Linked DNA regions of Homo sapiens: all the other regions are linked to region 2. A link is an interaction called in ENCODE POLR2A ChIA-PET data of the cell type or tissue named here. Cell type or tissue: Caco-2. All regions are shown on one strand. Each heading gives the region's core, and the rest is flanking DNA. Links, peaks and the distances in the headings are about the cores only. Region 1 has its middle 11 kb from the start of FGF2. Region 2 overlaps BBS12 (Bardet-Biedl syndrome 12). Region 3 overlaps FGF2 (fibroblast growth factor 2).

What was found. ChIA-PET counts read pairs that join two places held together with the same protein. Peaks named below come from ENCODE experiments on the same cell type or tissue, not always from the same donor. Only the 100,000 strongest peaks of a DNase experiment are listed, where the experiment ranks them.
Region 1: POLR2A ChIA-PET joins it to region 2 with 5 read pairs; 7 of 35 experiments call an interaction of 5 or more read pairs at or near these places.
Region 3: POLR2A ChIA-PET joins it to region 2 with 7 read pairs; 6 of 35 experiments call an interaction of 5 or more read pairs at or near these places.

What each region holds. Positions count from the first base shown.
Region 1 is chr4:122,810,381-122,821,140 of GRCh38, forward strand. It overlaps the pseudogene RPL34P12. Among named protein-coding and RNA genes, the nearest start is that of FGF2, 11 kb to the right of the region's middle. In Caco-2, for the core only: no CTCF peak of the experiment used is centred there; no DNase peak of the experiment used is centred there.
Region 2 is chr4:122,739,152-122,749,911 of GRCh38, forward strand. It overlaps BBS12 (Bardet-Biedl syndrome 12), which reads left to right. Exons shown (of 2, transcript NM_152618.3): 2 at 2,732-5,788. The coding sequence starts at 2,742. The coding sequence ends at 4,874. It also overlaps the pseudogene LOC727709. Among named protein-coding and RNA genes, the nearest start is that of BBS12, 12 kb to the left of the region's middle. RefSeq lists a cis regulatory region at 10,561-10,702. In Caco-2, for the core only: no CTCF peak of the experiment used is centred there; a DNase peak (open chromatin) is centred at 5,310.
Region 3 is chr4:122,852,753-122,863,512 of GRCh38, forward strand. The region is part of intron 1 of FGF2 (fibroblast growth factor 2); the gene reads left to right. Among named protein-coding and RNA genes, the nearest start is that of FGF2, 31 kb to the left of the region's middle. In Caco-2, for the core only: no CTCF peak of the experiment used is centred there; a DNase peak (open chromatin) is centred at 4,659.

The DNA of each region.
Region 1 (10,760 bases), core at 1,538-9,537, 71 kb after region 2:
TGGGTGACACAGCGAGACTCCATCTCAAAAAAAAAAAGAAGTCTTTGTAGTAATTGAAGTGTTTTTTCTCATTTGTTTTGTTTTTTACATAGATAGTGAAAACATTAACTTTAGCTCAGCCTATTTGAATTCCAACGTGTTCTAAATGTAATCTTTACAGTAACTTCATTACTTTATTAGTAAACTACTGGTCAAAACATTAGCTTTTCAGCTAGCTTATTGTTTTGGAGAGTTAATGAAATGTATTGTGTTATCAAAGAATGGATATTGTGAAAACATTTGATATTTTCAAGTCTAGCCAAATCCCATTCCCGCTTTTTAAAAAATCACTACTCATTCCTTCTGTGTTACTTTCATGAGAAGACCTTAACCTTAAGAACACTAAGTTGAGATGAAATTTCATATTCCCCTAATGACTAGGGGCTGAGGTGGTCAAATGACCTTTTCCTTCCTGGGAGTGACTGCTGTAGGTCAGGCTTGAGGTCATTGGCTGGAGAGTCACAAACAAAGTCATAGTTTTGGCTAAGGGTATAGTAAACTTGGACTGCAGACAAAGCTAATGCTTCCTCAGTGATGAAAGAGAAAAAAATTAGTCCTCTCTTTTGAACACAGACCAACATTGACTATAATCAGCCACTTCTGGTGGGTTGAAGTTAATGATATTCTGAATCTGGTACTTAGTGCTGCAGAGATGGAAGAACCCTGTGGTGACCAATTCTCCTGTATCTAGAAAGGTTAATAAAAGAAGTGTCCAGTCTCAGTCTCAGTCTCCCTCTCCCTCTCCCTCTCCCTCTCCCCACGGTCTCCCTCTCCCCACGGTCTCCCTCTCCCTCTCTTTCCACGGTCTCCCTCTGATGCCGAGCCGAAGCTGGACTGTACTGCTGCCATGTCGGCTCACTGCAGCCTCCCTGCCTGATTCTCCTGCCTCAGCCTGCTGAGTGCCTGCGATTTCAGGCGCGCGCCGCCACGCCTGATTGGTTTTCGTATTTTTTTGGTGGAGACGGGGTTTCGCTGTGTTGGCCGGGCTGGTCTCCAGCTCCTAACCGCGAGTGATCCGCCAGCCTCAGCCTCCGGAGGTGCCGGGATTGCAGACGGTGTCTGGTTCACTCAGTGCTCAATGGTGCCCAGGCTGGAGTGCAGTGGCGTGATCTCGGCTCGCTACAACCTCCACCTCCCAGCCGCCTGCCTTGGCCTCCCAAAGTGCCCAGAGTGCAGCCTCTGCCCGGCCTCCACCCCGTCTAGGAAGTGAGGAGCGTCTCTGCCTGGCCGCCCATCGTCTGGGATGTGAGGAGCCCCTCTGCCTGGCTGCCCAGTCTGGAAAGTGAGGAGCGTCTCTGTCCGGCCGCCATCCCATCTAGGAAGTGAGGAGCGCCTCTTCCCGGCCACCATCCCATCTAGGAAGCGAGGAGCGTCTCTGCCCGGCCGCCCATCGTCTGAGATGTGGGGAGCGCCTTTGCCCCGCCGCCCCGTCTGGGATGTGAGGAGCGCCTCTGCCCAGCTGCGACCCCGTCTGGGAGGTGAGGAGCGTCTCTGCCCAGCCGCCCCATCTGAGAAGGGAGGAGACCCTCCGCCCGGCAACCGCCCCGTCTGAGAAGTGAGGAGCCCCTCCGCCCAGCAGCCGCCCCGTCTGAGAAGTGAGGAGCCCCTCCGCCCAGCAGCCGCCCCGTCTGAGAAGTGAGGAGCCCCTCCGCCCGGCAGCCACCCCGTCTGGGAAGTGAGGAGCCTCTCTGCCCGGCAGCCGACCCGTCCGGGAGGGGGGTGGGGGGGTCAGCCCCCTGCCCAGCCAGCCGCCTTGTCCAGGAGGTGAGGGGCGCCTCTGCCCGGCCGCCCCTACTGGGAAGTGAGGAGCCCCTCTGCCCGGCCAGCCGCCCCGTCCAGGAGGGAGGTGGGGGGGTCAGACCCCTGCCCAGCCAGCCGCCTTGTCCAGGAGGTGAGGGGCGCCTCTGCCCGGCCGCCCCTACTGGGAAGTGAGGAGCCCCTCTGCCCGGCCAGCCGCCCCGTCCGGGAGGGAGGTGGGGGGGTCAGCCCCCCGCCCGGCCAGCCGCCTCGTCCGGGAGGTGAGGGGCGCCTCTGCCCGGCCGCCCCTACTGGGAAGTGAGGAGCCCCTCTGCCCGGCCAGCCGCCCCGTCCAGGAGGGAGGTGGGGGGGTCAGCCCCCGGCCCGGCCAGCCGCCCGGTCGGGGAGGGAGGTGGGGGGGTCAGCCCCCCACCCGGCCAGCCGCCCTGTCCGGGAGGTGAGGGGCGCCTCTGCCCGGCCGCCCCTACTGGGAAGTGAGGAGCCCCTCTGCCCAGCCACCACCCCGTCTGGGAGGTGTGCCCAACAGCTGGTTGAGAACGGGCCATGATGACAATGGCGGTTTTGTGGAATAGAAAGCGGGGAAAGGTGGGGAAAAGATTAGAAATCGGATGGTTGCCGTGTCTGTGTGGAAAGAAGTAGACATGGGAGACTTTTTATTTTGTTCTGTACTAAGAAAAATTCTTCTGCCTTGGGATCCTGTTGATCTGTGACCTTACCCCGCAACCCTGTGCTCTCTGAAACATGTGCTGTGTCCACTCAGGGTTAAATGGATTAAGGGCAGTGCAAGATGTGCTTTGTGAAACAGATGCTTGAAGGCAGCATGCTCGTTAAGAGTCATCACCACTCCCTAATCTCAAGAACCCAGGGACACAAACACTGCGGAAGGCCTCAGGGTCCTCTGCCTAGGAAAACCAGAGACCTTTGTCACTTGTTTATCTGCTGACCTTCCCTCCACTATTGTCCTATGACCCTGCCAAATCCCCCTCTGTGAGAAACACCCAAGAATGATCAATAAAAAAAAAAAATGCATAATTTTAGCATAAATACTCTAGAAATATTCCTTTTGTTTGCTATGTGTTATTGTTAATAAAGGAGATCCTACATCTAAAAAAAAAAAAAAAAAGAAGTGTCCATAATAAGTAGATTCTGTATCTGGAGCTCTGAAATGTTTCTATGACTTTTTGCTGTAATGCACTTTTTTATTTTTATTTTTATTTTTATTTTTGAGAGGGAGTCTCGCTGTGTTTCCCAGGCTGGAATGCAGTGGCGCAATCTCGGCTTATTGCAACCTCCGCCTCCTGGGTTCAAGTGATTTTCCTGCCTCAGCCTCCCATGTAGCTGAGATTACGTGCATCCGCCACCAGGCCCAGCAAATTTTTGTATTTTAGTAGAGACGGGCTTTCACCATGTTAGCCAGGCTGGTCTCAAACTCCTAACCTCAAATAATCTGCCCACCTCAGCCTCCCAAAGTGCTGGGATTACAGGCGTGAGCCACTGCACCTGGCTGTGCTGTAATGTACTCTTCTTATTCAGTCTTTGAAAAAAAAGCACTTGATGATACGTGGGAATCTGCACAATTATCACAAAACATGAATATGGTAGCCAATGTTGCCCTCTTTTGAAAACCACCTATCTTGTCAATGTCCCCTTAAGATGTAGATCTTCCAAATGTGATCTGTTTGGAGGAATTACAACATCATATCATCTGGTCACTAAACATCTGTTAAGGAAACCCAGTTATGTTAGCTTTTTAGGTAGTAGCTTTACCCTTTTGGCCTCTATTAACCATGTGATCAGTTTTATATGACTTTTTACCAAGCCAGTTTCTGCCGTGCTATACTTGCCAAACTGATTTTTTTTAACTTAGATGTAGAACTTTATTTATATCTACATCACAAATTTTATCTTAACCTTTTAACTTGTAGAAAGGCTCTTACATTTTAATTTTGTCATCTATTCTACTAATTAGCATTCTCAGATTTATGACATTAAGATTTTGGCAAGAATGACACCTCTACAAAGATGTGAGCACTGTTGGTGGAACTATAACTCAGTACAGCTATTTTGGAGGTGAATTTGACAGCGTCTCTTAAAATGGAATATGCAAGGACCCGGTGAATTCATTAGTGAGTAGTGCCTCTGGAGAATAACTCAAATATATGCACACAGGGGCAAGTGCAAAGATGGCCACTGCATCACTGTTTATAACAGCAATGATTTGTATGCAACCTGCATGTACATCCATGCTGCATTATGTAGCACAGATATATCATACTCTGGAATACTCTGTTGCAGTTAAAATGAGCAAGGTAGATCCAGACTTAACTAACATGGAAAAACTTATATATACTGAGTGAAAATGCGAGCTGCTGAAAGATAAGAACGCTATGATACCATTTATATATACAAACATGGACACCCACACAAAACAATAGTTTCTTCTCTGTGGGTGCATATATGTATGTAAATGCACAAAGAAAGTCTGAAATGACACACACCAAACTGAGAAAAGTGGTTTCATCTGAGGAGAAGTGACAGTGGTTGGGGGTGGAGTCTAAAGGATACTCTCACTATTATCTGTAATACTTTATTTTTTTTACAAAGATATTGAATTCATATGTTTCTTAACTAATTAAAAGCTAATAACAAAAAAGAATAAAAACAGATCTAATTCAAGTTGTCAATAAAAGTGTTCAAAAGAAAAACAGCCTTAAACTCATATTAAAAAGTATTTCTATATCTTAAAAAAAAAATACAGCTGGCATGGAGGCTCACATCTGTAATCCCAGCAACTTTGAGAGGCCCAGATGGGCTGATGGCTTGAGCCAAGGAGTTTGAGATCAACTTGGGCAACATGGTGAAAACCATCTCTACAAAAAAATTTTAAAAATTAGCCAGGCATGGTGGCCCACACCTGTAGTCCTAGCTACTCAGAAGGCTGAGGTGGGAGGATCACCTAAGCCCTGAGGTGAGTAGTAGAGGCTGCAGTGAGCCAAGATGGTGTCACTGCACTCCATTCTGGGCGATGTGAGTGAGACACAGTCTCAAAAAAAAAAAAAAAAAAGAAAAGAAAAGAAATAATGCATTTAAAAGAAGAAACCAATTTTAGGACTACCTGCATGAGAAAGTCCGGGGACGTCTTCTCACTGGAGAATTCTCAATGTGCACTTGTGAATATTTGGCGAATTGCATTAAATCAACCTATGCTATCTCCTATATACCATGATGTGGCCAATTTCTAGGCCCTCATGTTTTCATGTTCAGTAGGCTCTAGTACCGTATGTATTTCGGTTTCACCTCTAATAGTGGAACTGAAATCTAAAATACCTGATAGCCCAACTTGGAGGAGCAAGGCAAAAAGTAGATGAAGGGATTCTTCCCAAGCTCTTCTCTCAATATACGAGTGTAGCCATTTTTCCAGTGGGAAGGATAAGATAGGAGTGCAGATGTCACCAGAGAGCTGTCCCCTGGACTCCTACAGGACACGGCCAGAGATGATACATGGCATCTTTACTTTCTGGACCTGCTGCATTTACTTATTTTTTTCTTTTCTTTTTAAAAAAATATTATTTAGTACTCAAAAATCTTCATTTTTAAATGTAACTCTCTGAATCCGTGCTCATGCCTTCAACACTTTCACTCCACTGCTCCTCGGAGGAAAGCATGCTTGATCCAGTCACAGACACATTTAGCACATGTGGAACAACAGTAGACCCTGCTGATGTGTTTTTGTTTTAGACAATCTCATAAGAACTTTATGTCTCACAGCACCAACTCAATGAAGTCGGCCTAGGCACACACCACATACAGATTTTGGTGCTTTTTCAACCTTGTTGGTATAAAAGTAGACAATTACATTACCAGGGTTTCGGGACGGCATAGTTGTGTTAGAGGCTGTATTGTGGGGAAGCCCACAACGTTAGGTCAAAAGCTGGACCATTCTGAGTACCTCTAGACACCATCCCCTGAAGACAAAAAAAAAAAAAAAAGCATTTTCTCTTTTTTCTTGACAAATTTCATATCAAATTATTGTATTTTTCTCACTATGTATATTTTAAAATAACCTATTTAAGTAGAGAAAAAAATGCATGCGTATGGTGAAAACAAATCAAGGAGTACAAAAACAGTACCATGAGGCTGGGCACGGTGGCTCACACCTATAATCCTAGCACTTTGGGAAGCTGAGGTGGGCGGATCACTTGAGGTCAGGAGTTTAAGACCAGCCTAGTCAACATGGTGAAACCCGTCTCTACTAAAAATACAAAAATTAGCCGGGTGTGGTGGTGTGTGCCTGTAAGTCCAGCTGCTCAGGAGGCTGAGGCAGGAGAATCACTTGAACTCGGGAGCCGGAGGTTGCAGTGAGCCGAGATCTTGCCACTGCACTCCAGCCTGGGTGACAGAGCAAGACTCTGTCTCCAAAAAACACACACAAAAAACCAAAAACAAACAAAAAACAGTACAATGAGAAGTCTTCCTTTGACTGTAGACTCCAGTCCCCAGTTCTCCCTAGAGGCGGACATTCCTGAAATATTATCTATGTCTATGCAAGCATATATACTGTATGTATGTATGTCTTCCTTCAAAAAATAGAAGTATATTATGGACACTGCAGTATATCTTACTTTTTTTACTTGTTTTCTACTTTTTCAACATATCTTAGAGATCATTTCATAGCCATAACATATAGGTCTACTTTATGTATTAAAAAACTACAAAGTTCATTATAGAGTTATATCTGGCAATGATAGGCTTTCAATAATTTATTAAATAAATGTATCTACTATCATTTCTTTTTACTAGCCCCTATTGATAACCATTTATATTGCTTATTTTCAGTCTTTTGCAACCACAAGCAAAGTTCAAGCACATATGTACATACATCTTTGGGCACATGTATGAATATGTCTGTAGAATAAATTTCCAGAAAGGAAAATCCTGGATCTAAAGGTATACTTATCTCAAATATTGAAAGTTATTGCTGATTAGACCTCCCACCAACAGTGAGAGTAACTGTTACTTTATACTACTGCTATAATTATTAAACGTTTTAACTGGGCCCATCTGAGTAGAAGAAGAATAGATCTCATTCTAGGTTTAATTTGTACTTTTTTTACTCACATTTTAAACATCCATTTACATTTCTTTTTCTACAAACTACCTCTTTATATACCTTTGCCCATGGATCTTTTCTCATTGACAGTTAAGATCTCTTTCTGTATTTAGAAGATTAGCTTTGATGTCAAAGACACTGTGTATTTTCCCAGTTTGTCCTTTGTCTATTACTTTGTTTAGAGCAGGGCAACACTGGTGGTGAGGACTTGCTTTCCACAACCAAGGAGCAGTCTGCCCCAAAGATAAATTCAAATTCTTGCTTCTTGCAAGGTTGCTTTAAAATGGTAAGTTTTTTCCTCCTAGTATTGGCATATTTTTAAAAAAAAAGCCTTGAATTCAGAGTCAGGATGCCCCTTTTAATTAATATCTAAATAAGAACAAATGAACAATGAGATCAGAATCTCTGTAATCTGAGTACGTTACACAGAAGATAAAGAATAACAGGGCCTTCCTGGAAAGGGCCATCTTTGTAACATGTTTATTATAAATAACAATTTATATGAATGAACTTAATGTAGGAAACACTCAGCTCCTTTGATTCAATAGCTCCTCCAATGCAACTCTTAGAAAAGTGTTGGGCTAATTAAAAAAAATATAGAACATATGAATAAACATAATTACTTCTAGCATCATTCTCATTAAAAGGTTAAAAAACCTGGGCCCGGTGCGGTGGCTCACGCCTGTAATCCCAGCAATTTGGGAGGCTGAGGCGGGTGGATCACCTGAGGTCAGGAGTTCAAGACCAGCCTGGCGAACATGGAGAAACCCCGTCTCTACTAAAAATACAAAAATTAGCCAGGCATGGTGGCACATGCCTGTAATCCCAGCTACTAGGGGGGCTGAGGCAGAAGGATCATTTGAACCTGGGAGGCAGAGGTTGCAGTGAGCCGAGATCATGCCACTCTATTCCAGCCTGGACAACAGAGTAAGACTCCATCTCAAAAAGAAAGAAAGAAAGAAAGAAAGTTTAAAAACCCAAGTATTTGTGGTTACCTAATGGCCCTCTAGGAAGCTGCAAAGATGATTTAAGAGTAAAAGACATCATGAAGTTTTCATTTTTCTCACTTTTCTGAACTTAGGGTTTGATCTTGGGAAGGCAAAATCAGTCTATGAGCTGAGACTAGTCACTTGATTATTATAGTCACATAGATCAGCAGTCCCCAACCTTTTTGACACAGGGGACCGGTTTTGTGGAAGACAATTTTTCCATGGATAGCATGGGGCAGGGGGTGGGGTGGGGGATAGTTTCAGGATGATTCAAGTGCATTACATTTACTGTGCAGTTTATTTCTATTATTATTGCATTGTAATATATAATAAAATAAATATACAACTTACCATAATGTAGAACCAGTGGGAACCCTGAGCTTGTTTTCATGCAACTAGATGGTCCCATTTAGGGATGACAGGAGAGAGTGACACCTGAAATGTGTTGTTTATGTCCAGTCTACTCTGTAATCTCATTTTGGTTGCTGTCACTGCAGAAAACTCTATTTCACAAAGATGGCATGATGGAAATGGAAGCAGGCTTTTCATTGCTTTTGTGACAACCTCAGGATATTTCGCCGTGACTTTAGTCCAGAACGTATGGAGATTTGAAGTCAGATCAAACATACTTTTAAGGCCACGGTCATTTGCCATCTCCAGCAGCTGATCCTCTTCCAGCATGGACAAAGTCGATTCCCCTGGCTTATCCACAAATGGGTGGCAGATCCTTTCCTTCCCAGTTCAGGGGTCTTTTGTGATTGGGAAGTAATGCTCAAAGTCTTTTGAAATCCGAGATAGGTGATCATGCACCAGCTGGGAGAAAGAAGGCCCTGGCTCAGTCTCTTTCCAAATTTCTGCTAATGTCTGAAACATGTCAGAAATCCCAATGTTCACTGTTGCCCACATAATTCCAGTTTGGCTTTTTTTTTTTTTTTTTCCAGACGTAGTTTCACTCTGTCACCCAGGCTGGAGTGCAGTGGCATAATCTCGGCTCACTGCAATCTCACCCTCCCAAGTTCGAGCAATTCTCTTGCCTCAGCCTCCCGAATAGATGGGACTACAGGTGCATACCACCACGCCCGGCTAATTTTTTATTTTTAGTCTAGACGGGTTTTCGCCATGTTGCTCAGGCTGGTCTCGAACTCCTGACCTCTAGTGATCTGCCCGCCTCAGCCTCCCAAAGTGCTGGGATTACAGGCGTGAGCCACTGTGCCCAGCCCTAGTTTGGCTTTGAATGCAGCCACTTTACCTTACAACTTGAAGTTGTTGTTCTGTCTTGGAGTGACAGATTGAGTTCATTAAGCAGGCTGAATATGTCACAAAAGTAATCAAGTTTTGTGACCCATTCTGTGGCACTAAAATGTGCTGCCAGTGGTGACTTTTTTCTAAATGCCTGCAGCGGCTCTTGTAACTCAAAAACTCTGGCCAGTGATCTACTTTTAGAAAGCCATCTCACTTCTGTGTATAAGAGAAGACTTGTGTGCTCTGTGTCCATCTCCTCACAGAGCTGTGTGAACGGATGTGAGTTAAGGGTATGTATTTTAATGTGGTTGATAATTTTATCAACATCCTGCAAAATGTTGTTAAGTTCAGGTGACAGTTTTTGACTAGCCAGCATTTCTGTATGGATGACACAGTGTCTTCTGAATGTGACACACTCACATTCGGAGTGACATCTTTGACCCAAGTAGTGAAATCAGAAAGCTATTCAGTCATGGCAGCCACTCCATCCATACATATGCTGGCACAAAATGACCAATGCAGTTTTCCCGATATGTAATCATTCAAAGACTTTAATAGTTCTGCAGCCATGGTGTTGGTTGGCAACAAAAGTGCATACAACATATCTTCATGCACATCCTCTTGAAAAACATGGCATTGTCCCCTGTTGTCAATATCTCTGGAGTCATCAACCTGGATTGTGTACCACAGTGACTCATTAATCCTCTCTAAAATTGTGACGCAATATCGTCTGCTATTTTATCATTTCGTCTAGTTATGGTGCTAGCCAAAAGAAGAACATGTGCCGCCTTTTGAACTGCAGCCTCTCCTAAAAGTTCACAGCAAATATCCTTAGAGCAGGCAGGGTCAACTCTTCACCAATAGTAAAGGGCTTCTTAGCTTTAGCAATGCAGTTAGCCACTAATGAAGCTCTCAGTGGAGACACATTTGATGACGTGGTGGCCTTCGAAAATTGCTTCTGTTCATGTTCACATTGTTTTCTTTTTTTTTCTTTCTTTTTTTTTTTTTTAGACGGAGTCTTGCTCTGTTGCCCAGGCTGGAGTGCAGTGGCGTCATCTGAGCTCACTGGAACCTCTGCCTCCTGGGTTCAAGAAGTTCTCCTGCCTCAGCCTCCTGAGTAGCTGGGATTACAGGTGCCTGTCACCATGCCCAACTAATTTTTGTATTTTTAGTAGAGACGGGGTTTCTCCATGTTGGCCAGGCTGATCTTGAACTCCTGACCTCAGGTGATCCACCCGCCTCAGCCTTCACATTGCTTTCTTTTTTAAAAAAACTCCAAAGACTTGTCTTTTAATGCTTGGTCTCCATGTCACGAAGCAGTTTTTAAGGTTACCGGTTACGTGGCTTCGTTGGATAGCCAGTCACCACATATTATACAAAGTGGGCTCAGAGAATGTCAATACCCTGTTGCAATGAGCTTGTAATTTAAGTCAGACTCTTGGTATTTTCTTTTAAATGCAGCTTTCTTTCTGTTGGCAGTCTTAGAGCCTTCTGCTGTCACATCACTCGGTCTTTCCCCCTTTTCAAAGAACCTTTCCAGTGACGTTTGTTTTTCACTCATTTTGGCTAGGGTTAGCCTGTGGGTTTACCAAAACTGTGCCTGAGACAAGTATGCAGTGCAG
Region 2 (10,760 bases), core at 1,539-9,538:
GCATGGACCTGCCAGCATTTTGATTTTGGGCTTCTAGACTCCAGAACTGTGAAAGAATAAATAAGTATTGTTTTAAGCTACCCAGTTGTTTGTGGTAATTTGGTATGGCAGCCCTAGGAAGCTGATGCAGTGAGGATGTGGAGAAATCAAAACCCTCATACATTGTTGGTGGGAATGTTCAGCTGTTATGGAAAACAGACAGTTCATTCAAAAGTTAAAGATATTTGCTCCTCCTTTTCATGCCTGTGGCTGGATGTCCCACAGCACTATAGGAAATGTGAGTCAGGCCTTTTGCATTAAGCAACCAAGAACTACAGACTCCACCTTTTCACCCAAATCATGAATGACCAGTGAAAAGCAACTTATTTCAGAGGAAGAAGCAGCCCTTGAAATGTTAAGGCTTGGGCTTGAAAGTTGAAGAGCAGGAATTCTCTCTTTCAAAGACCCTAGAGCACAAACCTTTGTGTGGCCAAGTGGGATCAGCCCTCAAGGGCACATGCCAAGGACAGAGCAGCCCATGTAGACAGCTTCGGAGGGTATGGGGATGTGGGGAGTTAGGGGTAGCTCCTCATTAACTATTTGTTGGGTGAGTATAAGGGCGAAGCTCAGTGGCAGTCAGCCACCTCTGCAATGACAAGCTGTCTCTCCCCTACATGTTTAGCATATATTATTAGAACACGTCCCATGCCCCCGCTCCCTTTAAGGCCAAGTAGAGAAATCTGGCAATAAAAGGCAAATGTGAGCATGCTTTCTCTAAGATGCATCATAAATGGTTTTCTTTAAGTGAATGAAGACTTTGACAGAGAAATATCTTTGTAAGCAAACATTAAGAATGCTGGCTGGGTGTGGTGGCTCATGCCTGTAATCCCAGCACTTTGGGAGGCCTAGGCAGGAGGATCGCTTGAGCCTGGTACTTCAAGACCAGACTGGGCAGCATGGCGAAATCCCATCTCTACAAAAAAAATAGAAAAATTAGCCGGGTATGGTGGCATGCACTTGTAGTCCCAGTTACTTGGGAGGCTGAGGTGGGAGAATCACCTAAGCCCAGGAGGTCGAGGCTGCAGTGAGCCATGCCACTGCACTCCAGTCTAGGTGACAGAGCGAGACCCTGTCTAAAAAATAAAAATAAAAAGAATGCTAATCATTTCTGAGTTCGCTGTGACTTGTAATACTGGGGATCTCCCTTGTAACACTGGAACTGAAAGACTGACGAAAGCTATGTCAAGCATTCATTATTCTGAAGAGGAGGAGAAATGCCACATACCTTTCCCATTGAACCTGTGGTGGAATAAATCCATGGTTGTGTCTTGCTTTGAACAGACTTTTGTTCTGAGCACTGCTCACGATGGATTTTTATGCTTCATTTTCATATCTCTCTGCACAATTAGATTGGGAGTTCCTTGAGGGCAGAGTATGTATAATCTTTGTCTTTGTAATCCCGGCAATTAACACAGTGCCTCCTGGTACATTGTAGGTGCTTAAGAAATACTCACTAAATGCATGAATGAATGAAACGAAGGAATGACTAGGAATGTTTGTAGTGCTATAATATATAATGGGATATACTCCAGTCTGGTACTTGTCTAGTCAGTCCTCTACGGTGTTATCAGAGTGGTAATATATCCAAAACATTACAATTATTATTGTTATTAAAACAAGAACTCATAAAACATGGTGCCAGACATTGTTCTAAGTACTATATTCACTCCTTATAATGACTATGAAATAGCTTCTATTATTATCCCTGTTTTTTAGATGTGGAAATTAAGGGATAAAGTACATAACTTGCTGAGGGCTATATAGCTAGTAAAGCGGTAGGATTAAGTTCACACCCAGACTTCTAGGTTTAGAGTACATGTTTTCAAACACTACATCAAGTTGTTTCTTGATCTTTTTTATTAAAAACATTTTAACGGTTCCCATTACAGGATCAAGTTTAAGTTACTTGCTATGGCACATAATGCCCTTCGTAAACCAGCTCATTTCCTCTTCTAGAGCTTCATCTGCTACTGTTCTCCACTACATGTTTTTTTTTGTTGTTGTTGTTTTTTCTGAGACTGAGTCTTGCTCTGTTGCCCAGGCTGGAGTGCAGTGGCGCCATCTTGGCTCACTGCAACCTCCGCCTCCTGGGTTCAAGCGATTCTTCTGCCTCAGCCCCCAAAGTAGCTGGGACTACAGGTGCGTGCCACCACACCCGGCCAATTTTTGTATTTTTAGTAGAGACGAGGTTTCGCCATATTGGCCAGGCTGGTCTCGAACCCCTGACCTCGTGATCCGCCCGCCTCGGCCTCCCAAAGTGCTGGGATTATAGGCATGAGCCACTGCGCCCAGCCGCTCCACTACATTTTTTATATTCTCATAAAACCAGGCTACTTCTATTTCCCTGAATACACTATGTTTTTTTCACATATATGTACATTTACTACTACCTCCTTCAACTTGTAACTCTTTCCAGTTATTTTTCAAGACTCATTCCAAGAATTGCTTTCTTCTGGAAACGTTGCCTACAGCCCTCATGCTTCATTTCCTCTGTTGGGTGGAGTGTTTCTCTTCCATTCCCCCATACCTTTATCATTAATAGAATAATAATACTGTATCATTGCACTGACCACTTTTCATGGAAATTATATGTACCTCAAAAGCAGGGAGCATATCTTGTTTTTATTTCTATATAGCATTTATAACTATGAATTATACTGAATAAAGTTACAAGTTTTTATTTTGTTTGCAGATCATGATACATGGTGATGGCTTGCAGAGTCGTAAACAAAAGAAGACACATGGGACTTCAACAACTTTCATCATTCGCGGAAACAGGAAGAACTTTCCTAGGCCCACTAAAATCATCCAAATTTATTATAGATGAAGAATGTCATGAAAGTGTATTAATCAGTTCAACAGTAAGGCTTCTTGAAAGTTTGGATTTAACCAGTGCAGTGGGACAACTTCTCAATGAAGCAGTTCAAGCACAAAACAACACATATAGAACTGGAATCAGTACTCTTTTGTTTCTTGTTGGTGCTTGGAGCAGTGCAGTTGAAGAATGTCTTCATCTTGGTGTCCCCATTTCCATAATAGTATCAGTAATGTCAGAAGGCTTAAACTTTTGTAGTGAAGAGGTAGTTTCTCTTCATGTACCTGTTCACAATATATTTGACTGTATGGACAGCACAAAAACATTTTCTCAACTTGAAACATTTAGTGTAAGTTTGTGTCCTTTTCTACAGGTCCCTTCAGATACTGATTTGATAGAGGAATTGCATGGTCTCAAAGATGTTGCCTCTCAAACACTGACCATTTCCAACCTTTCTGGGAGACCTCTTAAATCATATGAATTATTTAAACCTCAGACAAAGGTTGAAGCAGATAACAACACATCACGAACTCTGAAAAACAGCCTGCTTGCAGATACCTGCTGCAGACAGTCAATACTAATCCACAGTAGGCATTTTAATAGGACAGATAATACTGAAGGGGTAAGCAAACCAGATGGATTTCAAGAACATGTTACAGCTACTCACAAAACTTACAGATGTAATGATTTGGTAGAGTTGGCAGTAGGCTTGAGTCATGGAGATCACAGCAGCATGAAGTTAGTAGAAGAAGCAGTACAGCTGCAATATCAGAATGCTTGTGTGCAACAAGGCAACTGTACAAAACCATTTATGTTTGACATTTCAAGAATTTTCACTTGCTGTCTACCAGGCTTACCTGAAACTTCTTCTTGTGTTTGTCCAGGATATATCACTGTTGTGTCAGTATCTAATAATCCTGTGATCAAGGAATTGCAGAATCAGCCTGTGCGAATAGTTCTCATTGAGGGTGACCTCACAGAGAATTACCGCCACCTGGGATTTAATAAGTCTGCAAATATTAAAACAGTATTAGATAGCATGCGGCTTCAAGAAGACAGCTCAGAAGAACTGTGGGCAAATCACGTGTTACAGGTGTTAATCCAGTTCAAGGTGAACCTTGTCCTGGTACAAGGAAATGTGTCCGAACGCTTAATTGAAAAATGTATAAACAGTAAGCGGTTGGTAATCGGCTCAGTGAATGGCAGTGTGATGCAGGCTTTTGCAGAGGCTGCAGGAGCAGTACAGGTGGCCTACATTACACAAGTGAATGAAGATTGTGTGGGCGACGGGGTCTGCGTGACCTTCTGGAGAAGCAGCCCTTTGGATGTTGTAGATAGGAACAACAGAATCGCAATCTTATTAAAAACAGAAGGAATTAATTTGGTTACGGCCGTGCTCACTAACCCAGTTACTGCACAGATGCAAATCAAAGAAGATAGGTTCTGGACATGTGCCTATCGTTTGTATTATGCTCTAAAAGAGGAAAAGGTCTTCCTTGGAGGTGGTGCAGTTGAATTTTTGTGTCTTAGCTGTCTTCATATTCTTGCAGAGCAATCTCTGAAAAAAGAAAACCATGCCTGCTCAGGGTGGCTGCATAATACTTCCTCTTGGCTGGCTTCATCTCTGGCAATATACAGACCAACTGTGCTTAAATTCCTGGCAAATGGATGGCAGAAATACCTTTCAACTCTCCTATATAACACTGCCAATTACTCATCAGAATTTGAAGCCAGCACATACATTCAACATCATCTGCAAAATGCCACAGACTCTGGCTCTCCTTCATCTTACATCTTGAATGAATATAGTAAACTAAATAGTAGAATTTTTAATTCAGACATTTCAAATAAACTGGAGCAGATTCCGAGAGTTTATGACGTTGTTACACCAAAGATTGAGGCGTGGCGCCGAGCATTGGATTTAGTATTGTTAGTACTTCAGACAGACAGTGAAATAATTACTGGACATGGACACACACAGATAAATTCACAGGAATTAACGGGCTTTCTATTTTTGTAGTGTTACTGGCTAAGTCTTTGGAAAATAATTTTTCATAATATGTCATGCTAATAATAAATATATTGATAGCCAAGTCATGGTGCCTAAAATGCCAGCTATTGCCAAGAAGAAAATAGTTGATGTCTGTCAATAACTGTGCATGGTCTGAGATTTTACCCTACTTATAAGCTAACAAGTTAGCCTGTTACTGTTTCGTGGGATGCTACAGAATGCATAAGACACCTGGGTCAGAAACAAAGGACTTATCGCTCACAGCAAAAGCTGTAGCCAGAGCTTCATGTTGGTTTTATTCAGTTCCTCATTTTTCTAGTTCCCACAGGAGGAACACAAAGGGCCCATGATGAAAGCCTGCACACAGTGGGTTATGTTGTAAGCTTGGGTTATTAACTGCTTTTATAGTAAGCAAAAAAATCCTGGTCTTTGTCCAAAGGGAGTTATTACCCCATACTTGAAGATAGCTTAGTGTAAACACAAGCCTAGGACATGGACTAGGTAAAGACAAAGTCCTTGCATTCTTGACATACCCAGTAAGTATGCAGGGACACTCAGAGCCCATAGTGGATAGTCTCTTCCAACAGTCTGCTCCTCAGCCTGAGATGTTCTTGGCCAAACTTGAATTTTCACATGAGTATGCCACTCTATCAGCTACTCTGATTAACCTGACAGTCGGGTTGTTTAGTCAGTACCAAATTTGTTCATTTGGTCTCATATAGCAATTAATGCAGGCTATTATCAGACACAGCAGCAGGATGAAGCCAACCTGCAGTATTAACCTCAGTCCTGTCCCCCAAGGTCTTGACTCAATCAACTCTAAGTTCCAAGGGAGGACCAATAGGTCTTTTTATTAGGCAGCCAGAATGTAGTGAAGGACAATTTATTATACTTTATGACCCAATAAAGGGAGCTTTGACTGACGTACTGATATGTGGTGTTATTATCAATAATTATGGGTGCAATAGCTGGGCCAAAAAACAAACCTGTTCCCTATGGAGAGCCCTTCTATGGCTTATTTTCCCCACATACAAGTACATAAGCCCAAAGGGTCCAGGTTACTCTAGTTCAGAAGTATTGTCAAATCTGATTTAAATCATCATATGTGGATTTCAGTCACATAAGTAGTGTCACTGAGTAGTTGCAGCCTCGGTTGCTATACATGGTATAATCCAAGGCCACTCTGACAAATTTAGAGAAGCATAAGTTCAATCAGAATGAAACAAGGTTGTGCTGGTCCCTGTGTTTCTACATGTTCACATATGGGAGCCACCCATGATGGCATCATGTACTGCCTCCTATACTGGTAGAGTCTTAGTAAGGTGTTGAGCCTCCTTTTTGCTGGTGAGGCCAAAGAGACAGCATTTATTTGTTTCATTGCCAAAGGAATTGAGTGCTGTAAATCTCTCCAGTCTCAAAAAACGACTGGTCAAACAGGGCCCTAAATTTTGTCTGGGTTTACCAGCCATTCCTACTGGTAGAGATATGAAAACACCACAGTCAAAGCTGTTGGAAGTGGCTTCTGATTTCAACCACTGGAACATCATCTACAGTTGACCTTTGAACAACAGTGGACAGGGATGACAACGCCCTGCACAATCAAAAATCTGCATATAACATTTTTGGTTTTTTTGGAGACAGACTCTCCCTCTGTTGCCCAGGCTGGAGGGCAGTGGCGTGATCTTGGCTTACTGCAACCTCACCTTCTGGGTTCAAGCAATTCTCCTGCCTCAGCCTCCCAAGTAGCTGGGACTACAGGCACCTGCTGCCACACCTGGCTAATTTTTTGTATTTTAGTAGAGACAGGGTTTCACCATGTTGCCCAGGGTAGTCTCAAACTGAGCTCAGGCAATCCGCCTGCCTTGGCCTCCCAAAGTGCTGGGATTACAGGTGTGTGCCACCACGCCCAGCCTGCATATAACTTTTGACTCCCCCAAAATTTTACTAATAGCTTAACTGTTGACCATAAGCCTTACCAATAACACATATTTTGTGCATGTATTACATACTGTATTCTTACAATAAAGTAAGCTAGAAAAAAAGAAAATGTTATCAAAATCACAAGGAAGAGAAAATACACTTACTATTCATTAAATGGAAGTGGATCATCATAAAGGTCATCATCCTCACCATCTTCATATTGAATAGGCTGAAGAGAAGGAAGAGGGGCTGGTCTTGCTGTCTCAGGCATGGCAGAAGCAGAAAAAAATTAATGTGTAAGTGAACCCATGCAGCTCAAACCTATGTTGTATAATGACATTTTGGTCAACTATGGACCACATATATATGGTGATCCCATAGACAGTAATACCATATTTTTACTGTACCTTTTCTGTGTTTAGATATGTTTAGACACACAAATACTTACCACTGTGTTACAGTTGCCTATGTTATTCTGTACAATAACATGCTGTGCAGGTTTGTAGCCTAGGTTCAGTGGGCTCATATAGCCTAGGTTTGTAGTAGGCTGTACCATCTTGGTTTGTGTAAGTACACCCTCTGATGTTTACACAACAATTAAATCGCCTCATGATGCATTTCTCAGAATGTATCCCCTCGGTTAAGCAACACAGGCCTATACTTTCAGTTTTGATTGACTGCCCAACTCAGCAACAAACTTGTATTTTTAATCTAGTCAAAGTTTTATTTTCTTATTGCTGATACCATTTGTTTCAGCTTTGTGGACTCCTTGACTCATCAGCCACAGCCAAATTTCCTGTTTTCTAGGGCTCTGGAGAATGCTGCTTCATTGTCATGTCAATGTCTTCTGCCTCCCACCCTGAAGTGAATGAGCAACAACCAAGACACCATTTGGGTGTCTTGTTTTAATCCTGCCTCACACTGTTTAGCCTCTGAACATTCATTAACAGATAAGAGGGAAGCCTACTCCCCTCTTCTTTTCCCACTACTTGAATGAGAGCATTCACTACTGAATCCCAGAGTCTTCTCATATCTCCTAATCTAGCCATTGAGGCCTTCCTGTTTTCCAGTATTAAAACTTAGGTACATTAACATTTTAGAGTTTATTTGAGCAGTCAGTGATTTGTGAATGGAACAACTCCAGACTGCAGGCAGTTTGGGGCTCCAATGAAGGGATGCAAGGGGAAAACTTTTATAATGTGTTCATGTAGGCAAGACAAAGAAAATATTTGATTGGTTAAGGTGGAGCAGTAGCTTTAAATTCCCTAGTGAGAGGTTTACTGGCAATTTCTAAAGTCCCTAGTTAGAGCTTAGTTGGCAGTTTCTGATAGGTTATGCTTAAGTTTCATTTTCCTAGGCTAGGGCCTTTCACCCTGATTTGGGGTTCAGTTTGTTTATGTAGCAACTCAGGGTACTAGAGCTACCTCAGTCTATTGGCCTCCCAATTAATTACGTTAACATCAGAAAGCCATGGCTCTGTTAGCCAACATTGTCAAGAACTGTGCAATGTCTGAGATTTTACCCTACTTACAAGATGTTTTGGTCTGAATGTGTCCCCCCAAAATTTATGTGTGGGGTTTTAATCCCCAATGCAACAGGATTGAGAGGTGGGGCTTAATGGGAGGTGTCTAGTTCATGAAGGCTCCACCCTTATGAATAGATTAATGCCGTTATTAAAAGAGCTTCCAGGAGTGGGTTCACGCTCTTCTGCCATGTGGGGATTCAGTGTTTGTCCGTTTTTGTCTTTCTGCCTTCTGCCATGTGAAGACACAGTGTTCTCCCTCTCTGGAGGATGCAGCATCCAAGGCACCATCTTGGAAGCAAAGACTGGACCCTCATCAAAACCCTTGATCTTGGACTTCCCAGGCTCCAGAACTGTGGGAGATAAATTTCTGTTCTCTATAAAATACCCAGTCTGTAATTTTCTATTATAGCAGCACAAAATGAACTAAGACACGTGCTAACAAATTAGCCTGTTAAAATTTCATGGGATGCTGGCAGAAGACATGAGACTCATGGGTCAGAGACATAGGACTTTATAGTATCCAGAGCTTCATGTTGATTTGTGTCAGTCCCATGTGTTTCCCAAATATTATTGTATGACACAAAGAGCCCAGAATGAATGTCTGCACACACAGTGGGTTGTGTTACAGGAGAGGAACACCAAGCTTGGATGAGTCACCACTATTATAGTAAGCACAAGCAAGCCTATTTTTCATCAGGAGGAAGATATTACACCATTCCTTAAGATTTCTCCCTGCAAACACAACCCTTAGAAATGGCCTAGAAAAAGAAAGGGCAATACCCAGCAAGAATGTGCAGGGATGCTCAGAGCCCATACTGGACTGCTTCTCCCAACAAATTCTTTGTCTTTTGCTACCTAGCCATAAATTGAATATTTAAAAATTAAGTTTCATGTGTAATTTTTGGAATTGAATATTAGAAGAGCCCTGGGAAAATAATTAAAATAGTAGTAACAGTTACTGATTATCTACCATTTTCCAGAAACTGTTTTAAATCCTTTACATGCTGTATTAATTAGCTAGAACTGCTTTAACAAAGTACCACATACTGGGTACAGAAATTTATTTTGTCAAAGTTATGATGAAAAGAAAACTGAGATTAAGGTGTGGACAGGATTTGTTTCTTCTGAGGCCTTACTCCTTGGCTTGTAGATGGCTACCTTCTTGTGTCCTCACAGTCTTCCTTCTGTGTGTGCACATCCCTGGCATCTATTTTTTGTGTCCAAATTTCCTCTTATAAGGACCCCAGTCAGACTGGATTAGGGCCCACCCCAATGGTCTCATTTTAATTACCTCTTTAAGGGCCCTATCTCCAAATACAGTCACATTCTGAGATACTATGAGTTAGGGATTCAATATATTAATTTACGGGGTCACAATTAAACCCATAATACATATATTATCTCGATCTTTGCAACATCCATTTTCTCCATGTTATAGATGAGGAAATTGGCTTAGCATGGTTAAGAAACTAGCCCAATATCTCACAGCTAGTAGGAGGTAGCACTGGAATTTGAACCAAAATTTTATTGGCTCTGAAGTCTGTGTCCCTAAGCCTTAATTATGATATGAAACTTTTTTTCCTGTAAGGTAACAACAAAACAAGAAGAAAAGAGAATGCCTGGTTTATTTATAGGGCTAATTTAAATGTGTTAGAAATGTACCTTGATTATTTTCGTGCTTGGGAATGGTAAAATAATCTCATTTTGCATTGTGCTAAATAATGAATTTTTTTGCTTTGGTGGTTGTCTTAAATGTGACCACATGAAAACCTTGCACAGGCAGTCATCTCAGTTATACATATAGTCTTTGTTCTAAGTTGAAATAATAGCAATGTTGACTGTTAAACTGTTTTTAAAAATAAAATATATGATTTTACCTAGGTAGATACTGATACTTTTATTTTCCCTCTGTATAACATTAAAACTTATTTTTGTTAAAATATTATATATATATCATGAGTGTTACTAATATTAATTGACAGATGTTCAATTCAGTTTATATAATGGAATTTTTATGAAGTTGGTACTTGCATATATTAGTAGTGCTAAATATTTATTAAATTCATGCATTTTTTCCTTTGAAATTAGAAGTCTCACCCTAATAGAGATTTTATTAATTTGTTTTGTTTCTACATCCTAAAAAACTTTATACTATCATGGAGTTTATTAGCCATTTAAAAAATTCTTATAATAACAAGAAATACCTTTAAGTTTTAACTATTCCAGGAACTATTCTGTCCTTGCAAACTGAGGGCAGTCCCTGGACTAAATTTGGTTCATGTAAGTAAGTGGGTTTTCGAGGAAACCTTATCTATAAGCAGTTACACATTTCCCAGAAGACCAGAGCAGTGTTGACCTCTTTGTGAGACTGAACTGCCTTTTTAATATGACTATAAGAACGCTTGCTGGCATTCTACATCTACATTTTTTCACCCAAGAGAAGCCTGTCT
Region 3 (10,760 bases), core at 1,492-9,491, 110 kb after region 2:
TGAAACCCTGGCATTTCATCCTTTGCCTTCCATCCTCATGGCCACCATCAAAGTCCACATCTTTATTATCTTACATGTGAACAGCTGTAATAACCTTTCCAGTTATTAATTCTTTAAACACCACTTTTAGCCTGATGCATTTCTTTTCAAGAACCTACGGTATGTTTATAGTCCAGATTGCATTAAACCTAACCTTTCTGTTATAGGGCCCTTTTCTGAGGCCTTATTTATCTTGCTCTGCACCATTTATATAACTATTTTCTGGCTGAGCACAGTGGCTCATTCATGTAATCCCAGTACTTTAGGAGGCAGAAGCAGGTGGATTGCTTGAGCTCAGGTGTTGGAGACCAGCCTGGGCAACATGGCAAAATGCCATCTCTACCAAAAATACAAAAATTAGCCAGGTGTGGTGGTGGGTGCCTGTGGTCCCAGCTACTTGGGAGGCTGAGGCAGGAGGATTGCTGGAGCCAGGGAAGTTGAGGCTGCAGTGAGCCATGATCATGCTACTGCACTCCAGCCTGCATGACAGAGTGAGATCCTGTCTCAAAAATAAAATAAAGTGAAATAAAAATAAAAACTATTTTTTACTATTGTATGCCCTCCACCCTCCAGAATCAGAGTGTGATGAGGCAAGTTATTTAATAAGAGAGTTTTAAGTTCATGTATATTATAAATATCTTAACACACAGAGGGGAACAGAGGAGACAATGCTGAGGTAGAGTAAAAACCCTGAAGACAAGATGTAAGGAGGAAGGGATTTTGTTGTTGCTATTTGTACTTTTGAGAATTAGGAAGGAGGGAAAAGGGGAATCAGGAAATATTTCAGGGAGTTAGAAATTAGATCCCCTTCACGGAATTCCCCAATATTTAAACATCTTGAACTGTCTTTTGTTCACCACACTACTCCTGCTGCACTTGGGTTACGCATCCATACCCACGTGGTCTGTTTTTGTAGTTGTTACTGGAATGGTGCGAGGGTGTATATACTAATGCTGTGCTTGATACTCAATGAGTGCTTCATAAATGCTTGCTGGATGAAGAATATAAGCAAAACTTACCTAATTCCTTATCTTTTATAAACTAAAATGGACAATATTGATAGGAGTTAAATGAAAGAATGAACGTTCTTATATATTAAATGGAGAGAGATGCAGAATGCAGTTTTGTTAATTATCTTCACTATTAAAAATAGACATTTGTAAAGCATCAGTATATGTGCTGTATTTGCTGCGTCTAGAGAGGAGCTGGGATGGATGAAGGCTTAGCTGGTTATACTGCACAATGAGAGTACCTGTTTCTTCTGTAGATAGAGCATAGAAGATATACTAGGAACATGGGGAAAAGCCATTATATATTTTCTTTTTTAGATCTGCAAGCCTTTTGGATGTGAGAAGATTTTTTAAAAGGACATTAAAAAATAGCTTCTTTTTCACATAAGGATACAATATTTTAAAGTAGTAAACATAGAAAGGCATTCGCCTACAGAATTCTAATGAGCATATTCGTTATTCACTGATACTCTTTTGATGGCTGTGCATTTCCTTTCCAAAAACACAATATTTTTGTGAAACCAGTGGTAGTATTCGACCCTGGCAATCAAGATTGTGTAAGGAAATGGTAAACATTTTTTGGAGAAGAGTCTCCCGCACCTCACAGGCTTTTAACAACAATTTCAAATAGCATATTTTAAAGAACTCAGCTCTGGAGTCTGCCTAATTATTAACTTCTACTTAGAGGCAGCTGCATTCTTGAGGGTGGAGCCATGATCTTCTTTTACTGTGATCCTGTTTTATTCCTTTAAATACTCAGCACAGCTGAAGAAGAGGTCCTGTTTTCTTACTGAAGACTTTCAGGCAAAGGAGCCGTTTCCAACTTCCTACTAAGTCCACCCAGCATATGTCATGCAGGGGATGCGGGGAAGAATTTTCCTTGCAAGGGCCTTCTCAGAAGTTTTGGAGATGGGCCTTGAGCTCTTGGCTGGAAGCGTGGTTTTCCAAAGTGGAGGCTGCAGTAATGCTCGTCATTGATTGAGAGACGTGCTGCCGGGGCTATTTTCATGGGAGTCAAATAAAACTCTCTTGTCTTAAGCCTGCTTTGAAAGGTGTTTTCCTAATGATTTTACAGTCAAATAGAATGACTGTGTGGGAGAGTGTATTAAATAACTGGAACACTCTGGGCAGCTTCCCTTCCCCACCCTGTGCCCCTACTTGCCTTTCCCCCAAAGCTCCTCCTCCTCCGGGCACACACATGCCGCTCTGTTTTCTGTTCTGGAGCTGCCTGAATTGTGTGATTTTTGTGGATGAATGTGAACTCTTTAATCCAGAAAGAGGTGCCAGGAACACAAACAGCCCGGCTAATTGGCATTCACCCCTAGGGAAAGTAACATGGCCAACAAGCTGGTTGCATTATCTCCATGAGGCACTTACTTAATTAACTTTGAGGAGAAACCTCAAGCTCTCTCAAATCACCCAAGAAGCATTTCGAAAAGGAAGAATTTGCCAAGAAAAGGCTATATTCAGGAGGTGTTCCATCTCTTGAGTATGTTGGATTAGTTGCAGAAATACTTACTTAAGGCAGCTTATATTTTTGTTTAATCTCTTTCTGAGCTGCTTATGATTTCAGCGTACTGAGAGGAATTTTCAAGAATTGATTTATATTGAAGAACTCACATTTCAAAATATCAGCAGTTTTGTTGAAGTATTTCTCAGTTGTTTTTGTGAAAGTATTGCCAACCCTGACTGAAGGTCTGACTTCCAACAACTTGTTCCATATGAAGATACTGACTTCCTCAAAGGCCTGTCTGCTGCTGCCTCCTCAGACAACAGAGCAGGTTGTCTAAACCATGGCACTTCCACCTCCAGCTTTGGAAGGCCTCTGCTAGAAGACATTTTCTCATAAGTAGTGCAGATGGTGCCCTAGGAGCTGATGAGCTTCCTGTTTATTCAGTAAGCGTTGCAGGAAATACAAAGAAATGTCAGGTGACCAAATGTTCTGGGGTCACCAGAGAAGTTCTTAACATTCCCTTACTAATGGAAATGAGAAAAATCTGTAGATTTTCAGCTATCTGAGGAACAATTTTTGTCTTTAAATAATCCTCTCCCCTCTTCTAATTACTAAAAGTGCAACCAACAGGTAGCAAAAGTGATATTTGAGCTTCATCCTTCTTTTCTTCTGTCCCCGTACCCTCACCTTCTAGTGAAATTACTCAGAGACTATGAAGAATAGGGATTGGAAGAAATTGAGAGCTCATGGTGGCAGGATAGCCCACAGACCATATGTGTCTCTGAATAAGGGAGAATTTGATAAGTAGAATAAGCCATCAGAAAAAAAAATTTTCAAATAGTGATTCCTCTTCAAAACATTTTACATATTTTCTCTAATATAATTATTAGAATAAAATCATTGAAATTTAGTATTAATTGAAACCTCTCATCAGATTTTTATATTGTGTTACATTGTGTTATATTGTGTTCAAGACACAATATTCATTTGGCTTTAAGAGACTGCACTAGAATGTAAAATCCACAAGAGCAGAGACAGTGTCTGGTTCCTTTCAGTGCTTTATCCCTTGTACCTGAATGGGACCTAGTTCAGGTACTCAGTCAACAATGAATTGTAAAATGAAAAAATCTAAATACAGTGGAGGCTATTTGGTCTGCGGGCTCTTCTGCCCTTGGGTTCTCAATTTCTTCCATTTTCTGTTCTAACATGGAAATGGAAGTTACACTAAAAGTAATATTTAAAGGAATCTTATTTATATTGCTTAGCTTCTTTCTCTCAAGTAATTTCTAGATCTTAAAGCACAGATTTAAAATATTAATTATTAAGCTAGAAGTAGAGACTTTGAACTAGTTGGCTGGTATTTTCTAAATTAAATTTTAAAATTTTGAGATAATTATAGATTCATTCACATGCAGTTGTAAAAAGATAATACAGGCAGATTCCTTGTACTCTTTACCCAATTTTCCCCCATTGTAACATCTTGTGAAACAGTAGTACAGTATCATAACCCAGATATTGACATTGATTCATTCAAGATACAGAGCATTTCCATCATCACGGTGATTCCTCAGGTTGCCCTTTTATAGGTGCACTCACTCCCTCAGCCCCACCTTGGGAAACTACCCATCTGTTCTCCATTTCTATAATTTTGTGGGCAACTTATTTTTAGAAACATTTCTCCAACAGCTGGCCCCTGAGAAGAAAAGACCATTTAACACATATAGGGTTGATGCGTTTTGTAGGTGGAAGCCAGGTATTTATAGATGCATGTCGTCAGTGTTGCCTGGTGTTGCTGTGCCAGGAGTCAGTGTGGGGTCCTGAAATCCAGATTACTGAGGTGTTAGTACTGTAATTATTCTTACCAGAAAATGCCCCAGCCAAAAGTGGATGGAATTTTCCCACCTGAATTACAATACCTCCACAAACCAGGCCAAGAAGTGTCCTCAGTGGCAGAGCATTTCTAGCCTTTCCGTGATGCTCAGATAGTCAGATAATGTCTGTAATCCCTAATAGCTACAGAACAGATGAGGGAAGGTGTCCTCTCTACCTGTCAACTTGTGACTATTTACTGATGAGTACTGGGACTTTGAACTCCCCTTTTCTCTCTATCTCTGAAGCTTATCTTTGCTGCTGTGCAGTTCTTTGCCCCTGTATTGCGCCTGGAGCTTCTGGAATGCCACAAGATGCTAAATAGTTCCTACCTTTTCCTTTTCTTACCATCAATCTGACTTAATTATCTGATGGTGTCACTATAGAAATAAAAGCCATTGGCATTCTTAAACAAGCAGCTGTGCTGTTAGAAGAATCAGGAGTCACCTGATATTTACAGCTATTTGGGCATTGTGTTACAGTTGCTTGTATTGGTAGCTCAGCCAGCCCAAACATATCTCTTTTAGAACATGAGGTAATAAAGCCAGTACATAAGATATTGGAGGAAATTGTAAGTTTGTATGGATTGAAATTGTTTCTAACAGCCTACCTTTGGCATAAATCAGCTGTACATCTTTAAATTTTTTAAATTACATAAGTTAAATGGTATGGCTTAGAAGTAAAATTTTGGCAAGAGATTTAGTATTTCAGACATTGTATGTTGCACTTATTTTTAATTAAATTGTTTTAATTATTTTGTCATCATCTACAATCTTAAGTTTCATAATAAAAACCATTTTTACTTTATGGCTATAAGAGTTGATACACAGAAAGATTTAATGGACTCGTAAAGCCATGTCCTGATTGGGTAGTAATGAAGGAATGCACAGATTTCTAAGCTAGCTCCCTTCCTTTCTTTCTTTAATTTTTCTTTCTTTCATATTATGCCCAATTTTAACCTTGTTTGCTAGCTGAGGAGTTGCTAAGAATTTTAATGAACTATCTGGGTGTCTAATGTTCTTATTTATAAACTTTAATTAGCCAGTTGAATTGTGAAGAGAATGGAATGTGTGGTTTTGGGCTTCTGGGATGATATGCAAAATAAAATAGTAAAAAAAGAAAGTTTACTGAGAGGGGCAATATGAAATGTGTTAGTCATATTTGTATCTGATCTTTGTAATTTATCTGATTATTACCATGGGTACTCCATATACATGTATGAAGATGTAAAGTTTTTCATTTTCAGCAAATGAGTTCCTTTTTTTTTTTCCTTTTACTTTGTTTTCTTTTTGGAGACAGAGTCTCGATCTGTCACCCAGGCTGGAGTGCAGTGGTCTGGTCTCGGCTCACTGCAACTTCCGCCTCCTGGGTTCAAGTGATTCTCCTGCCTCAGCCTCCTGAGTAGCTGGGACTACAGGTGCATGCCATCATGCCTGGCTAGTTTTTTGTATTTTAATAGAGATGGGGTTTCATCGTGTTGCCCAGGCTGGTCTTGAACTCCTGAGCTCAGGCAATCTGCCTGCCTTGTCCTCCCAAAGTGCTAGGGTTACAGACGTGAGCCACCGTGCCTGGCCAAATTAGTTCCTTTTGTTACCTAGCCTCCTTTGTCAGTTATCTATGCATTAAACGGTTTTCAGTGCCTGGTCTTCAGCATTGGATTGGATGATGGCTGATGGAAGAAAAAAAAACAGTGGTTATACCTTGGAATTTAGTTTTCAGTTACTGGTGAATTTTAGATCCAAGGAGACTACTAAACCTGGCTCAGTTATTTTTGGACACCAAAACATAATTTTATTGGAAAGCGAACACACTCTATCAACCAATTTTAAATAAAAAAGGTCTTTTGAATCAGCCAGAAGTTAAAATGTGAGCATTGTGTTCTGAGCTGAAGATGTCAGGTTATGTGAGTACTTGTTCTCTATAGACTAATATAGTGAGCCTTGAAATATAGTATTAGACAACTGCTTTCTGATTATCTTAGTACCCTAAATTGAGAGTTTCAGTTTGCTTGGGTTTCAAATTACTTAAATGAGAAATAATATTAACACTGGCCCAACTAATGAAAAATTATGCAATTGCCACTAAGCCCCATGAGGGTGGAGACTTTGTAGGTCTTTGTCACTGTTGTATTTCTAGATCCTAGAATAGTTTCCTGACACATAAGAGACACCAATATCAATTACTGAATGAATGAATAGGATAATAGATTGAGAAATTATATAAGGTCTTAGTCTTTTTTGCAGTATTTCCCTTGGGAAATAAAATAAAACTAAAAATTTATTTATTCTGTAGGTAAAGAACTGGGCTCGCTATGGTAAGACATTATATAAGCATAAATAATATACTTTAAAAAGATGCCTCAGCCACATTCATACTTGCCCTCTTCTAGATATTCTCATCTTTGATAAAATACAAGGATTCCTAAAAACATAATTTCCTGAATCTCAAAACAAAGCAGGTAGGGTGCAAAGCCAACATATTTGAGTGCTATATACTAAAAGTTTATATATGGGTGTGTACATATGTATATACACACACACACACACACACACAAAAGATCTATAACAACTGTTTCCCATCGTACAGGTGAGAAGGTAAGCTCAGTTACTTGGAGATGAAGGCTGATTTTGAATCCAGGTCTGACTCCAAAATTCATGCATTTGACACCATGTTATTTACTCTGAGTACTACAGTTTAACATCTGCGGTTTACTTCACAAACTTCTTGAAGGAGTTGTTCGCATTTACTGTTCCCAAATTGTTACTGAGGTTAATCTAGTGAATACTTTTCAGTTTTATATTACCTGTCATTTTTGGTACCATTTGATACTGAAGGTCTTCTTGAAGGTCCCACTTGAGATCCTATCTGCATTTGGTTTCTAACTCCTGGTTTCCTACTTCTGACCACTCTTGTGGGGTTTCATTAAATTTGTAAACTATTTGGTTGGGGTGGAAATGACATCTTACCTATATCGAGTTTTCCCATCTGTAAACATGCATAGCTCCCCTTTTAAGTCTTTTAAAAATGATTTTCAATAAAGTTTTAAAATTTTCTCCATAAAAGTCCTAGATACTATTTGTTATCATCATAAATATTTTTTTAATAACTAACAGTTCTAATAATGTGTTGTAGGTGTAAATAAACCGAATTTTTATATATTCTTGTATCAAGCAAGTTGCTGAATTATTTTCAATAGTTCATCTGTATGTTCTCCTAACTTTAAAAGAAACTTTTTATTTTGGAATAATTTTAGATCTACAGAAGATTTACAAAGACTTTACAAAGTTCCTCTATACCCTTCACCTAGATTTCCCTAAGGTTAACTTTTTTTTTTTTTTTTTTTTTTTTTGAGACAAGATCCTGCTCTGTTGCCTAGGCTGAAGAGCAGTGGCCCAATCATGGTTCACTGCAACCTCCACCCACCCAGGCTCCAGTGATTCTTGTGCCTCAGCCTCCCAAGTAGCTGGGATTACAGGCATATGCCACCACGCCTGGCTATTTTTTTGTATTTTTTGTAGAGACAGGTTCTTGCCATGTTGACCAGGCTGGTCTCGAATTCCTGGCTTCAAGCAATCCACCCACCTTGGCCTCCCGAAGTGCTAGGCTACAGGCGTGAGCCACTGCACCCAGCCTTACTTCTTACATATCTGTGGCACCTTTGTCAAAACTAAGAAATTGATACTGGTTACAACGCTGGTTCTAAAGTATAGATTTATTTGGATTTTGCCGCTTTTTCCACTAATGTCCTTTTTCTGTTCCGAGATCCAATCCAGAATATCATGGTGCATTTAGTCCCTTGATTTTTTAATGGAGAAAATGGTACTGTCTGCAAATAATAACTGTTAGATACCTTAGTTTCCAAGTATTGTGTGTGTGTAGGTATTAGGTGTGCATATACGTATCTTCCTGCACTAGCTCGTACTGACCACTCCATCCAGGCTCTTCTTGCTCTACATCCTATACTTCTCCCATAAATGTTGGTGCTTCCTTGGATTATGTCCTTTGCCCTTTAATCTGCGCTGGCTACACACTTTTGAGAAGATCGCAGCCACTTTACATCTCCCTGTAGGGATTAGGCACAGCCTGCACTCCCAAGGCAGCCACTGTTAGCTCTGATTATTACCTCTTTATTTCTAATAGATTCCTTTTTTGAACTCTGGATTCATATAGCTGACTGCTTTCTGGACATCTCTGTCTGAATTTTCCACAGGCATTGCAATTTCACTGTGTCTGAAGGGAACATATATCATTGTCTTCTCTTGCCAACTTTCCCCTCCTGCTGCTCCAACCACCTCCAAGTTATCCAAGACAGAAAAACCTGGGACCTATTTCTGAACTATTTGCTTTATTCTTTCCTCCCTTCTTCTCTCCTTCCTTTTTGCCCTCTTTTTACCTCCCTCCCTTCCTTCTCCTCATAGCCCCTGTGAATCCTGCTTCCTTCATGTCTCCCGTATTTGTTACCTTCTGTCCACTCCCACAGTTGGTGCTTCCTTGGATTCTGTCCTTTGTCCCCACTGTTTCATTAAAAGCTCTCATTCTTTCATGCTATTACACACTACCAAACTCCTTAACATAGTATTCAGAGCCTCTGGTATCTCCAGCCTCATTTAGTCCCCCATACCCCCTTCCACAACACACACATACATACCCCTACACTCCATGCTACCTAATTGCTGGAAGTTCCTTAGATGTGCTAGGCTTTCTCTCCCTTTCTCCTTTGGAAGTTATATAAGATGCTTTCTTTTTGTTCCCGTTCTTTCTTTTCCTTACTATTGCTAATTCTTTCAGTCTCCAATCATTTGTCACTGCTTCCAGGAAACCTCTCTGTTCAGGCTGGGTTAGATGTATTCTCTGAGTGCTCTCAAAGTAGCCTGTGTATATTTTTCTCATGGCACTTACAGTATTGAGCTTTAGTTATCCGTGTACCAGTCCTCATCGCCTCAACCATGCTGTATGTTCCTTAAGGCTAAAGACCAATGTTATATTTTCCTTTGGGCTTCCTATTGCTTAGCACAGTACCTGGCACATAGCTGTTACCCATAAATGTTAATTGAATTAATGAGTAAATGTATTCACCATTTATGGAAACACTGACTTGTCTGTTTCCAAAAACCATATTCTTTCACCAGGGACAGATCTCTCTAAATATCAGCTTCCTTATTTCTAAATAGGGAAGGTGTACTGGATGATCCCTTACACTGCTGATAAATTGGTATTGTATGATTCTAAGATTCATCATCCTGGGGCATATACAAAAGAAAATGATGTGGATTGTGGAAGATATTCCAAAATAGGAGTTCCAAAATATTTTAAGCAATGGTGGTAATGTTGAAATAATAATTTGGCTTTTTGGTCCTACTGTTTAACTAATGTGTTGAGTGCCAATGATCTGAACACTTGAACATTTAAGTGATTTACTTATGGTGATCAGAGTTTCTATTCCTTTGCTGACATATCTAAATCATTTTAGAAAGATTGTGTCAATTCTCCTTTGCTGAAGATTTTCAAGTCAAAGTTGGACAGTTGTTTGTCATGGATATTGTAGATGTGATTTAAGATATAATTGTGTAATGATAAGGCTAAGTGACCACTAAGATTTTGCTTTATGATGAGATGCTTCAATTTTGTAGTTTAGAGCTTTTGCTTTTATGTTACAATATTTTAAAAAATTGAATTTAAAGCTTGGATAACATACTATTTATTTGTCTAAGTTTAGGTCTTAGTGGATTTAATATCAACATTAGAAAGTTACCAGAAGTCTATGTTTATCAAAATTGTTGACTTCCATGCATCCAAAAACTGACTCTAGGGAGTCATCTCCGGCTTGTTAAAATGAGCTGGGTTAAGTCAGTGTCTAAAGTCCAATTTAGAAAGGTCTCTTAGCACAGCCTTTTAAAAAATTTATAAAAATGTAAAATACAAACACAGAAAATCACGTTTAAAAATTTGTACTTTAGGGAATTATTCCTATGTGAACATTCTTATAACTGTTGCTCAGGTCATAAAACAGAACTTTGCCAGCCACCTCAGAAGCGTTCTATGCCCTGTCTCTATCACAGACTGTCTTCCCCAATGAAAGTGTAGACTTATTTCAGTCACTTCTTTATTTTTCTTAATAGTTTTTGTCATAGAAATAGGTATTCTAAAATAGTCTACTTTAGTTTGGCCTTTGAAAATATATGAATTTTTAGCTGTTTTCATGTCATGTCTTCCTTCCATCCTTTTTTCTCCCTTGCAATTACTTGCTAAAGAAATTGGATTGTTTGATCTATAGAGTTTCTCAGCCTGGGTTTTCTTGATTGCTCTAGGTGTGTAGGACTTAAGTGTTTAGAACAGGCATGGCTGTTTCATGCCTCAGTCCTGGAATGACATTCTACCCAGAATATCAT